Linked DNA regions of Mus musculus: region 1 is linked to region 2. The links are chromatin loops, found by intact Hi-C in ENCODE. Cell type or tissue: heart. All regions are shown on one strand.

Region 1 (5,000 bases), 93 kb after region 2:
CCCTTGGAAGCCACAAGACGGAGTTGATCCCTTGAAATTGGAGTTATAGATGGTTGTGAACCATCTTGGTTCCATGCAAGACCTAGGAATAGACTCTCTTTTTTATTTTTAATTAGAAATTTACTTTATTTACATTTCAAATGTTGTCCCCTTTCCTGATTTCCCCTCTGAAAATCCCCTGTCTCTTCTCCCTTCCCCCTGCTCACCAACCCACCCTACATACTTCCTGGCCCTGGCATTCCCCTACACTGGGGCATAGAACCTTCACAGGATCAAGGACCTCTCCTCCCACTGATAACCAACTAGGCAATCCTCTGCTGCATATGCAGCTAGAGTCATGAGTCCCACCCTTGGTTGGTGATTTAGTCTCTGGGAGCTCTGCGGATCCTGGTTAGTTTATATTGTTGTTCCTCCTATGGGGCTCCTAAACCCTTGAGACCCTATGTTCTTTAGAAGAACAGTTGTGCTCTTAACTGCTGAGCTATCTCTCTGGCCTTGAATAAATTAACAAAACAAAATACAGATCTATGGTGAAGCACAGGAAAGAAAAAGGAAGCAGAGGAAAAAGGAAAGTAAGAAAATGAAGGGAAGAAGAAAGGAAAGAAGAGGGAACAAAGAAGAAAGGAAGAAAGCAAGGGGGGACTTAAACGACCACCATCACTCCCCAACAAAAGTACATGGTCCTTAGGAGAGCTTCCAGTTGTCACAGAAGGAAAAAGGGACCTTTGTAAATAGAAGCCCTTTGAAATAACATTTGTCAGTAGAGACAGAAAATGTCCCCAAAGCCCCTTTCCAGGAGACCCACTCAGCAAAGCCAGCAAGAGAATTCCAGACCCCCCAAGAAGCGCCAGAGCAATTATCTTGGATTAAAGGGGCTCAGGATCGCTTCCCTCAGTATTGTTTTCTGAACCCAGAGGGCTTCTGAAATTATTATTTGGTAATAATTCCAAAAGCTCTGAAACTGGTAACATTTGTTCAAACTAGGGAGGAGAAACAGGAGACCATGACAAGGGAGATAATGCATGCGTTTTTGCACAGAACGTAGTTTGAGTAGAGGTTTGTTTTCATTTCAGAGACAGGCATAGAACCTCAAGGAGAGGGCTCCACCTTAGCTCTTGGGTAATTTCAGAGCCAGGTGCATGGAGGAAGGCCTGATGGATTCAGGAACTGGGTGAGTGACAGCTCAAAGAAGCCTGGATACATCTGTTGACATCACTGGGTTATGCTTCATGTATTTCAGAAAGACTGTGCAGTTAAAAGGAGGGCTGACAGGTACTTAAAGGATGCTGGTTTAACCCTGTGAAAGATGGACAAGGTACAGCAAGGGTCAGACCGAGTTCTATGATGCTAGTTATTTAAGCATGATCAATTCTTTTACATGGGATAGTCCTTCACATGTATTTTAAAAGGAAAAATGAGATGATCAAGTAAATGTCTATGGAAAGATCTGGAAGGGTTGGGGGAGTAGTCCATCATTCCTAAATGTTTTATATTCCACAAAGAGATTACAAATAATTTATTTATCAAAAATATTACCTGCCATCTGTGACTTCCTGTTGAAATCATGACTACACACAGAGTTTTCTGACTCAGATCAGACATCCACAGCCCAACCTGTAGGTGGTGCAGCACACCACAGTGCTAGTCAGAGGTAGAGACACAGTAATTTCCAGACATACTGTTGATTCCTTTAGTCAGCCAGGGATCTCCCTCAGAGTTGACAGAATTTTCTTGTAGGATGGGTTATAACTTTAAAGTCCAAACCCTACATTCTTGACTTACAAGAATTTTGCTTAAAGTTTCGTTTGATTAAAAACTCATTTTTATTTTTCAAGAAGAAAAGAATTGCAGATTTGGTCCAGCAATAAAGACATTTATTGTACTTGTCTGGAATTGGCAGTTAAAATGTTTTGTGTGTGTGTGTGTGTGTGTGTGTGTGTGTGTGTGTGTGTGTGTGTGTGTGTGTTTTCAAGTGCCTTGGAACACAGACATTACTCTCTGGGGCCCTCCGGTGGACAGTCGTAGGTATGTCCATTGCATTTTGAAACACTTAGGGAGTTTAGTCTGAATGGAGGTGTGCACCACACAAAGATGCGAAAAAGTTTAATACTGACTTTGTGCTAAAGGGAAGACCTTAAGGAGTTGGTTTCCGTGCTCTTGGGTGAAAATGAGATTTAATAAATGCATTTTCAGCCACAATACTTTTAAGACCAAACACGTGACAGTCTGACAGTCCAAACAGCAGCCTCCTCCTCCTCCTCCTTTTTAAATAAACATTTTAATTATTTTATGTGCATGGCTGTTTTGCCTGCGACTATGGCTGTGAACCACCTGCATTCCTGATGTTCAAAGAGGCCAGAAAATGGTACTGGATGCCCTGATAATGGAGTTAAGATTGTTATGAGGGGGGTGGGGGAGGGCTGGGAAGAACCTGGGTCCTATGGAAGATCAGTAAGTGCTCTTCACCACTGAGCCTCTCTCCAGCCTGCTAGCTGTGTTCTGAATCATCTGGTTTGTTCACATTATCTATCATGTCTACTCCTTGGGCAGCCTTTACCTGAAATACCTTTATACATGAAGCTAAGTTAAACACACCACTTGCTCCATTCTGTGCAATTCACTCTTCTGAATGATGGCAGGAGGTGTCAGCTTGTATTTTGTGAACTCTTTGGAAGATAGTTCAAGTTTGCTTTAAAACAGGGGTTGAAAAGGGAACCAGATAGTAAACCCTTTGGGTGAATAAACAAAGAGAAAATTCTAGAACACTAAACACTTCTGATTTGTTTTGATCTCTGTCCTGGGTTATGATCCTTGGCACATACTGGAGTGTAAGGTTTGTGACTCTATTGCACTGTAAACTGGGAAGCTCTTTTGTTTTCAAAATAGTCTGTGCTCACCCCAGACAAAGAAGAGGTTTATCCTTTTATATTCCAGAGAGTAGTTTCCTGGATCCTAAAGGAGGTCACCCAACTGAGTGCAGGGACCTGAAGGAAAATGGCAGCCATAGAAGGTTTCTGAAAGTTCAGTGACCAAAAACTAATTTAAAATAGAAGACATAAGGGACCTGAGGCATGTGTGGCATCACGTGTTAACGATGAACTGCATAGCTTCACCATAGCCTTAATTATGAATACACTCCATTCCACTCAACATCAGTGAAAGGAGCCTGAGACAATCAGGTGGGATATAAGCTATTATATTTTATGAACTGAAAAACAGAGATTTTATAACTATTTCCCACATGTTCAACATGCAAGTATGAAGTTAGTATAGCTTTGAAGTGATAGAAAGTCTCACATTTTAACACTGCTGTTTAAGTTGCTGATTCGGGTTTCACATCATCAACACCGTTTGCCTTGAAATTTCCAATGATTTCTGAAATAACAACTCTAAGCATATTCCTGCCGTTCTCGACAAGGTGTTTATGTAAACTCGTGCTTTCAACATTAAGATTATAAAATCAAAATCTCTATCACCTGAAAGATGTTGAAGATGTTCTGACTCTTGTGGTATTAAACATCCAGCTGAAAGTTACATCTGTGTGTAAAGCTATGAAGCATGCCTGTCTTGTGAGTGTACAGATTTGCTTTCATTTAAAGAAACGGTTAACATTGTATGTTGACATCAAAATCTTATTTTAAAATAAAATTCTTTATGATTTACTATCAGCAAATGTTTGATTTGTATACGCATTTTATAAACCTATATGCCCAGGGTCCTGTAAAAAGTTTCAGGTAACAAGCAGTTTTTAGCAGAAAATGTTTAAGAGAACCTGATTTAGCAGCACCCATTCTAGACACCTTTCTTTTAGCTTTCAAAGTGCAATCGTATGAAAATACCATCCTTCATTTAACACTTCACCTAATTGAAGATTTATTTAACTTTAGTGAGGACTGGCTTTATATTGACTTGTAAAAAAATATTAGTGTGTTCATACTTTAAATGATCCATACTAAGGTATCATTCACATACAGCAAAATGCAACCAATATAAGTGAATTCTTTGACAACTGTTGACAAATATTTCTTAATGGAACCAGCATCATGTCTGAGGGAGCACAACATCCCCTTCACCTTTCACAAAGGCTGATCTTATCTCATTCCATCTTTCCTAGGAGCTCACAGGCTAGCCAGAATGTGTGAAATATGGCCAGATACACTGCATTGGTCTGGTTATGATGACTTCATGTCAATAGAAATTTCCTTTCTCCCTAGAAACTCAGAGTCATGTAGCAACCATCTAAGGAAATCACTAACTCTACCTACAGACCTAGGAAACTTTAATTTCTTACAGACTGTATTTTTGAGAAAGCAAGGTTGAGAGAGAGAGAGAGAGAGAGAGAGAGAGAGAGAGAGAGAGAGAGAGATCCACAGTAGAGCTGGTTGAGCTGAGTAATTTTGTCCACTAAGCTGAGCTTCTAGATCAGTGATGCTCACCTTCCTAATGCTGTGACTCTTTAATGCAGTTCCTTATGTAGTGATGACCCCAACCATGAAATTATTTTTATTGTTACTTCTCAACTATAATTTTGCTACAGTTATGAATCATAATATAATTTTTGGGGGGTATAGTTTTCCAAGCGGGTCTAGACACATAGCTTGAGAACAGTTGTTCTGGATCCATTTGGGCTTCCTGTTCGTCTCTGAGTTCTTGACACATTCTACTCCAGAAAACTTAAGGTGCTCACTACTAATTCCACCTCTGACTTCCAATTTTCACATCATTTCTGTGGCCCTTTCTGACGCAGACTTTCACCTCTTTCTATTTTCTGAAATCTTGCCTACAAGTCAGCCTCAGCTACTATGTGGAGTTGGAGGTTGCTTCTTCCTGTACTTAACCTCTTATGTGCAGAGGCTATTAGTTCATACTCAGCACAGCTGGGTCCTCTGAGGCTCATGATCTCATAGACCCTTGGGTCTACAGTGCAATTCACCTTAAGTAATCCCCATGTTTCACTGTGGTTTCAACCTTCAGGATTCTTCTCTTACCTTCCATAGGAA
Region 2 (5,000 bases):
GTTCATTTCATGGCAGCCAAGAAGCAAGGAATGAGACTAAAAGAGACCAGGTTGCCAACATCTTTTTAAGACTGTATCCCAAGGACTCAAAAAACTTTAACTAGGTACCACCTCAATTCTACGGGCTCCTCATAGCATCTCTGTGAGGACAAAGCCTCTGAGAACATCTTAAACCCAAATTATGCTACCTGGATACATGTAAAATACCTAGGTGGGGATTTGGATCTGACTTAAGCCTTCATAATTCATAGTCACAACAGAAATTGTATCTCTTCCCCATTTATTCCTGGCTAGCCCTGCCTGCCATTAGGAGAATTATAACTTAATTCATATCGATGTTAGAATGTGAAAGAAGTTGTGTAATATGATTAGTTGGCTTTTGTTTTAAGGTGCACTGCACCTTTTTAGAGCAGATCTGGAAATCCATATGTCTAACTGTGGTGTCTACCATATGGCAGGAACCAGTAAAACTGGTTAACCATCTGGCTCCACCTCAGGGAACACACCTTTCCTGGTAGAAATGGAAGTGTAGATGAATGGTTTCCTGCCTTTTAATGTGTGTTGTTAAAGAGAAAGTTAGGCAGTAAAAGAGAACACAGTGATGTCTTTGGCTTGAAGTCACCTTTGGGGGCTTCTGGGAGTGTGTGTGCTATTTATTAGACAGAGATTTTAGAGACGAGTAGGCCTCACTCAAGCAGGCAAAAGTCACAATATGAGGTGGATATGCAAAGACACAGAAGCTTGAAAAGTCATGTGGGTTTGAGAAATTGTGGTGACATAGTGCCATAGGTGTGCACAGAGGGGATAAGTTGAGGAGGATTAAAAAGGGATCAGTGGCCCAGGTGGGAGAACCTCCTCACACGCTGTGGTAGAGAGCTCAGGTACTCTTCCAAGAAGACATGAAGAACAAGCTGTCTGCAGCCCCACGCTGGATGAGGCTATGGAAAGTCAGCCAGGTCTCCGAATGTTAAGCAGTGGCCTTGTGAGGCTGACAAATGGAGAAAGCAAAATGAATGTTTTCCCAGCACACTAGAGACCTGGACAATGACTGGAAAGGAAAGAGCATGGATGGGATGCTGAGAAATGGTTAAGATGTGTTGATATGGAAGAGAAGTGATGGTTGCTTTTGACATCAGCTTGCCACAAATTAGAATCACCTGAGTAGGGAGCCCTGAACAAAACTTCTCTATTGCCTTAATTGATACAGCAAGTCCCATCCTGAGTGTGGAGGGCAACTTCTTGTAGCATCCCAGATAAAAGGAAGATGTGGCAGAAAAAGGATTGCCTATTTTTTTTTGCTCATCTGGCCTCCCCTTATGCAGAGCAATTGATTGAAGCTGTTTCTGCCACTGCTGATTCCTTCGCTGCTCTCAGCATCCTGGTTTCTAGCTTCCACGGTTGATGAAGGACCATTAGCTCTCCAGGACTGACTACCAGGTTCTCAGTCTCTCAGGAGTCAAACTTATTATTTTAATATAGAGTGAACTACTAATTCTTATACTATACACGTCCATCCTATCATACCCACTCCTCTAGGAAACTCTGGCCAATACACTTCCATTTCCAACTTGGGTAGACTATCAGAGGTGGTACAAAAGCTGAGCATGCAGTGAGAGACGGTAGGAGCATCAGACAAGGATGAGGCTTATGAATCTCTACAAAACTATTGGCTTAGAGGAAATATGATGTATATTTCGGGAGAAAACACCCAAATTTTGGTAAATATTACAAAGGAAATTCAAGAATTGTTGGAAACCATGGAACTGAATCTATAATCATAAGCCTCTGCAATAATATATATTTTGAAATAAAAATTCACTAAAAATGACATTTGTGCCTTTATACACACACACACACACACACACACACACACACACACACACACACACACTGGGGGACAGAGGGGAAGAGAGAGAGAGCACAGCATGTACTGTGTTCATCATTTCCATTGTTTACCTTTCCTTATGGAGTTGTGTATCTCTCTCTCTCTCTGTGTGTGTGTGTGTGTGTGTGTGTGTGTGTGTGTGTGTACCACTAATATAGTTATCCTGCTTCTTTGCAAGTCTGTAGATCAGCAGCTTGTAACTTGAGGCACAAAAACTATGGGACATAGCTTTTGCAAAACTCCTTAAAATTGTAGGCCTGCTTTATGAGTGTGGTCATATGTAGATTGTGTCCATAGAGATCATATTCTTTTTTTTTTAACTTATCAAAGAAACTTTGGAAGAAATTATTTTAAAAAAGGTTTTTAAAATAGTGTCTTGAATCACCTTGCCAGATCCACCATTGGATGAGGGAGATAAATTTCTGTCCCACTGAAGGTGGGAATATTTGTTCAAAAGTTGAAAACAATTACATTAACCAGGGTTTCCTTCTTTAAACCTGAGAACCTTGTGTCTCAGATAACATTTTAAAAGAAAAAAACAAGGGAGCATGCTGAATTTTGATACATTCAAATAGAACTCATTATTCTATTTGATATGCTCTGTATTAACTGTGGCATCAAAAGCTACCAATAATTCTGTGGTGGAATTCAGATGCTATTTCAATAGTTACATTGATACTTCTAATAGAAATATAATCTCGATGCAGTTGTATCTTTTTCTTCCACATGTTTAAGCAAGATCTTTAAGCCTAACAATTGAGGATTTTCTTTGCTGCTGCTGCTGCTGCTGCTGCTGCTGCTGCTGCTGCTGCTGCTGCTGCTGCTGCTGCTGCTGCTGCTGCTGTTGTAAATGGATCTGACTGCTCTAAAATTATGGTTTAGTTAGACATGGTCCTGGCAACATGAGAAGTGTGGGGAACACCCAGTGATGGTGCAGTACCCATGTCGAGCCACAAGGGGAGCTGTTACACAACTGGACCTGACAGAATGGCACCTAGGACTGTAAGTAACTACACTTAGTGGTAGTAGTCACTTTCAACAGGGGATGCCACCAACCTGTAGAGACTTAGTGGAAAGAAAGCTGAGAAGAACACCTTTGAATCTCTCCCTCTCCAGTGTCCTGTTGGTGATTTCCACTGTCTGAGCCATATGAAACAGAAGGGAAAAGAGCCGACAGCATGGACAATTAAGGACAAAATGGATGGGAGTAAAGTGGGGCACATCTAGAGAGCCAAAGAAAAATGTCCAGCACAGGATTATTTTTCTTAGGACGGTTAATTTATGGGGTTCTCACCTGCTCTTTCATAAACTCTGGTGTCAACTCTGTCATGGCTGATGACTAGGGGTGGAGGTGGGTATGTCCTCAGGAAGCAGATACTAATCTGAAAGGCAAAGAATAAGAAAAGTTCTGGCCAACAGCTATGGAAACATAATGGAGAGGTAGCAGAAGTGGACAGGAGTCTCAGAACACAAAAATGGTTGTGAAATGAGGAGAGGAGAAAGGACGGGTTAAGAGAAGATATCTCAGCTACACCATGGAAAGGCACAAAGAGCGCCACATGAAGGTCACCATAGAGCGGTCAGGTTAAGAGGAAATCCTCTAGCCGGTAGGCCATTGTCTTGCTCCATGTTCATTATTCAAGTGCTACCTGTCAGACTCACAAAGAAATTCCAGACCAAGGCAGTGGTGGTGTGTTAGCTAGTTTTATGTTAACTTGACACAAGCGAGAGTTATTTGTTAAAAAAAAAAAAAAAAAAAGCTAAGTTGAGAAAATGTCCCCACTGGATTGGCATGTGGATGCAGTCTGTGAAACATTTTCTTAATTGCTGATTGAAGTGAGACGGCCCAGATCACTGTGGACAGTGCTACCCTGGGCTGGTTGTCTTGAGTTTTCAAAGAAAGCAGGCTGAGTAAGCCAGTAAGCAGCACTCCTCCATGGCCTCTGTATCAGCTTCTGCTTCTAGGTTCCAGCCCTATTTGAGTTCCTGCTCTGATTTTCCTACATGAGAGACTGCAATGTGGGAATGCAAGCTAAAATAAGCTCTTCTCCTACTCAACCTTGCTTTTGGTTATGGTGTTTTATTACAGCCATAGAAACCCCAACTAAGGCAGAGAGTAATCAGCTCACTATGGTACTCTATTGTTTTGATAACCATTTCTTTCTCGAAGAGTATCAGAAAGGCACATCCTTGCGTCAGTCACAGACATAATGTTACCTCAGAAGGAATAGCTGCGACAGAGAAGAAATCCCTGAGAGGCAATGTCTCTGTCAGAGAGGCACTGTACACAGAAGAGAGGCAAGGCAGGAGGATGCCTCTATTTGACTGCTGAGTCCTGGGTGGTGTGACATGGTAAGCTGAGGAAATCAAAACCTTGAAACTCTGGCTGGAGAGTACACCCAGGGTGGCCCTGACTTGACACAGGGTGGTCATGGTTGAATAGAGATGGCACAATGGCTTGACCAGGCAGAAATAAGGTCTGAGCCTCGCAGTCTGCACTGACTGCTCTGTGAAGCAGAAGGTGAAGTGAGTGGCTTCACAGCAAACATGGGCAGCAGATGTAGGCTGGTGGTTTGTCAGGTGTTTTGGGGGAGGAGAAACTTCCTCCAGCCTATGTTAGCTCCTTGACTAAAGGCCAAATTGGTTTTATAGTCTAAAATTCTGTATAGGGAGGGAGGAAAACAGAAGGGGAAGTGGAGGGGGAGGAGCTAGGGAGGGGGATAGAGATGGGGAGGGCGACGGGAAGGGGGAGGGGGAGGTAGAGGGGGAGGGGAAAGGAGAGGGGGAGAGAGGCTTAGAGGGCTTACCATAATTGTGTAGAAACATACACTCAAGCTGTAGATTTCACTAGTTGGGATATTCTGCATGCAGCAGAGTTCAGCAGGCATCAACAGGGTGGAATCACCTCCTTGTTCTATGGTGTACACAAACCCCAAATTACCATAGTTGATATCTTGGGTAGAATTAAAGAGTTAGTGGACTTTGCTATCTTGAGCTCTCAGCATCTGTGATTATCTGCATTAAGATTGGGTTCATGACGATGAGCTCCTTAGGTCCTACCCCTTCCTGAGTATATAGCGCCAGTTAACATTATTCAGAGAGACTTCTTTGATGA

What was found. A loop is a pair of places that touch in the nucleus more often than their neighbours do. Peaks named below come from ENCODE experiments on the same cell type or tissue, not always from the same donor. Only the 100,000 strongest peaks of a DNase experiment are listed, where the experiment ranks them.
Region 1: it touches region 2 in a loop (15-fold over the local background); 5 of 42 quality-filtered maps call a loop at or near these places.

The regions. Positions count from the first base shown.
Region 1 is chr2:147,800,309-147,805,308 of GRCm38, reverse strand. No RefSeq gene overlaps it. Among named protein-coding and RNA genes, the nearest start is that of Gm25516, 72 kb to the left of the region's middle. In heart, CTCF peaks have their summits at 1,812 and 2,015 (motif pointing left); no DNase peak of the experiment used is centred here.
Region 2 is chr2:147,893,736-147,898,735 of GRCm38, reverse strand. All of the region lies in intron 2 of Gm35579 (a long non-coding RNA gene), which reads left to right. Gm46769 (a long non-coding RNA gene) reads right to left here. Exons shown (of 3, transcript XR_001783501.2): 2 at 4,693-4,799; 3 at 3,187-3,267. Among named protein-coding and RNA genes, the nearest start is that of Gm46769, 2.7 kb to the right of the region's middle. In heart, CTCF peaks have their summits at 2,636 and 2,836; no DNase peak of the experiment used is centred here.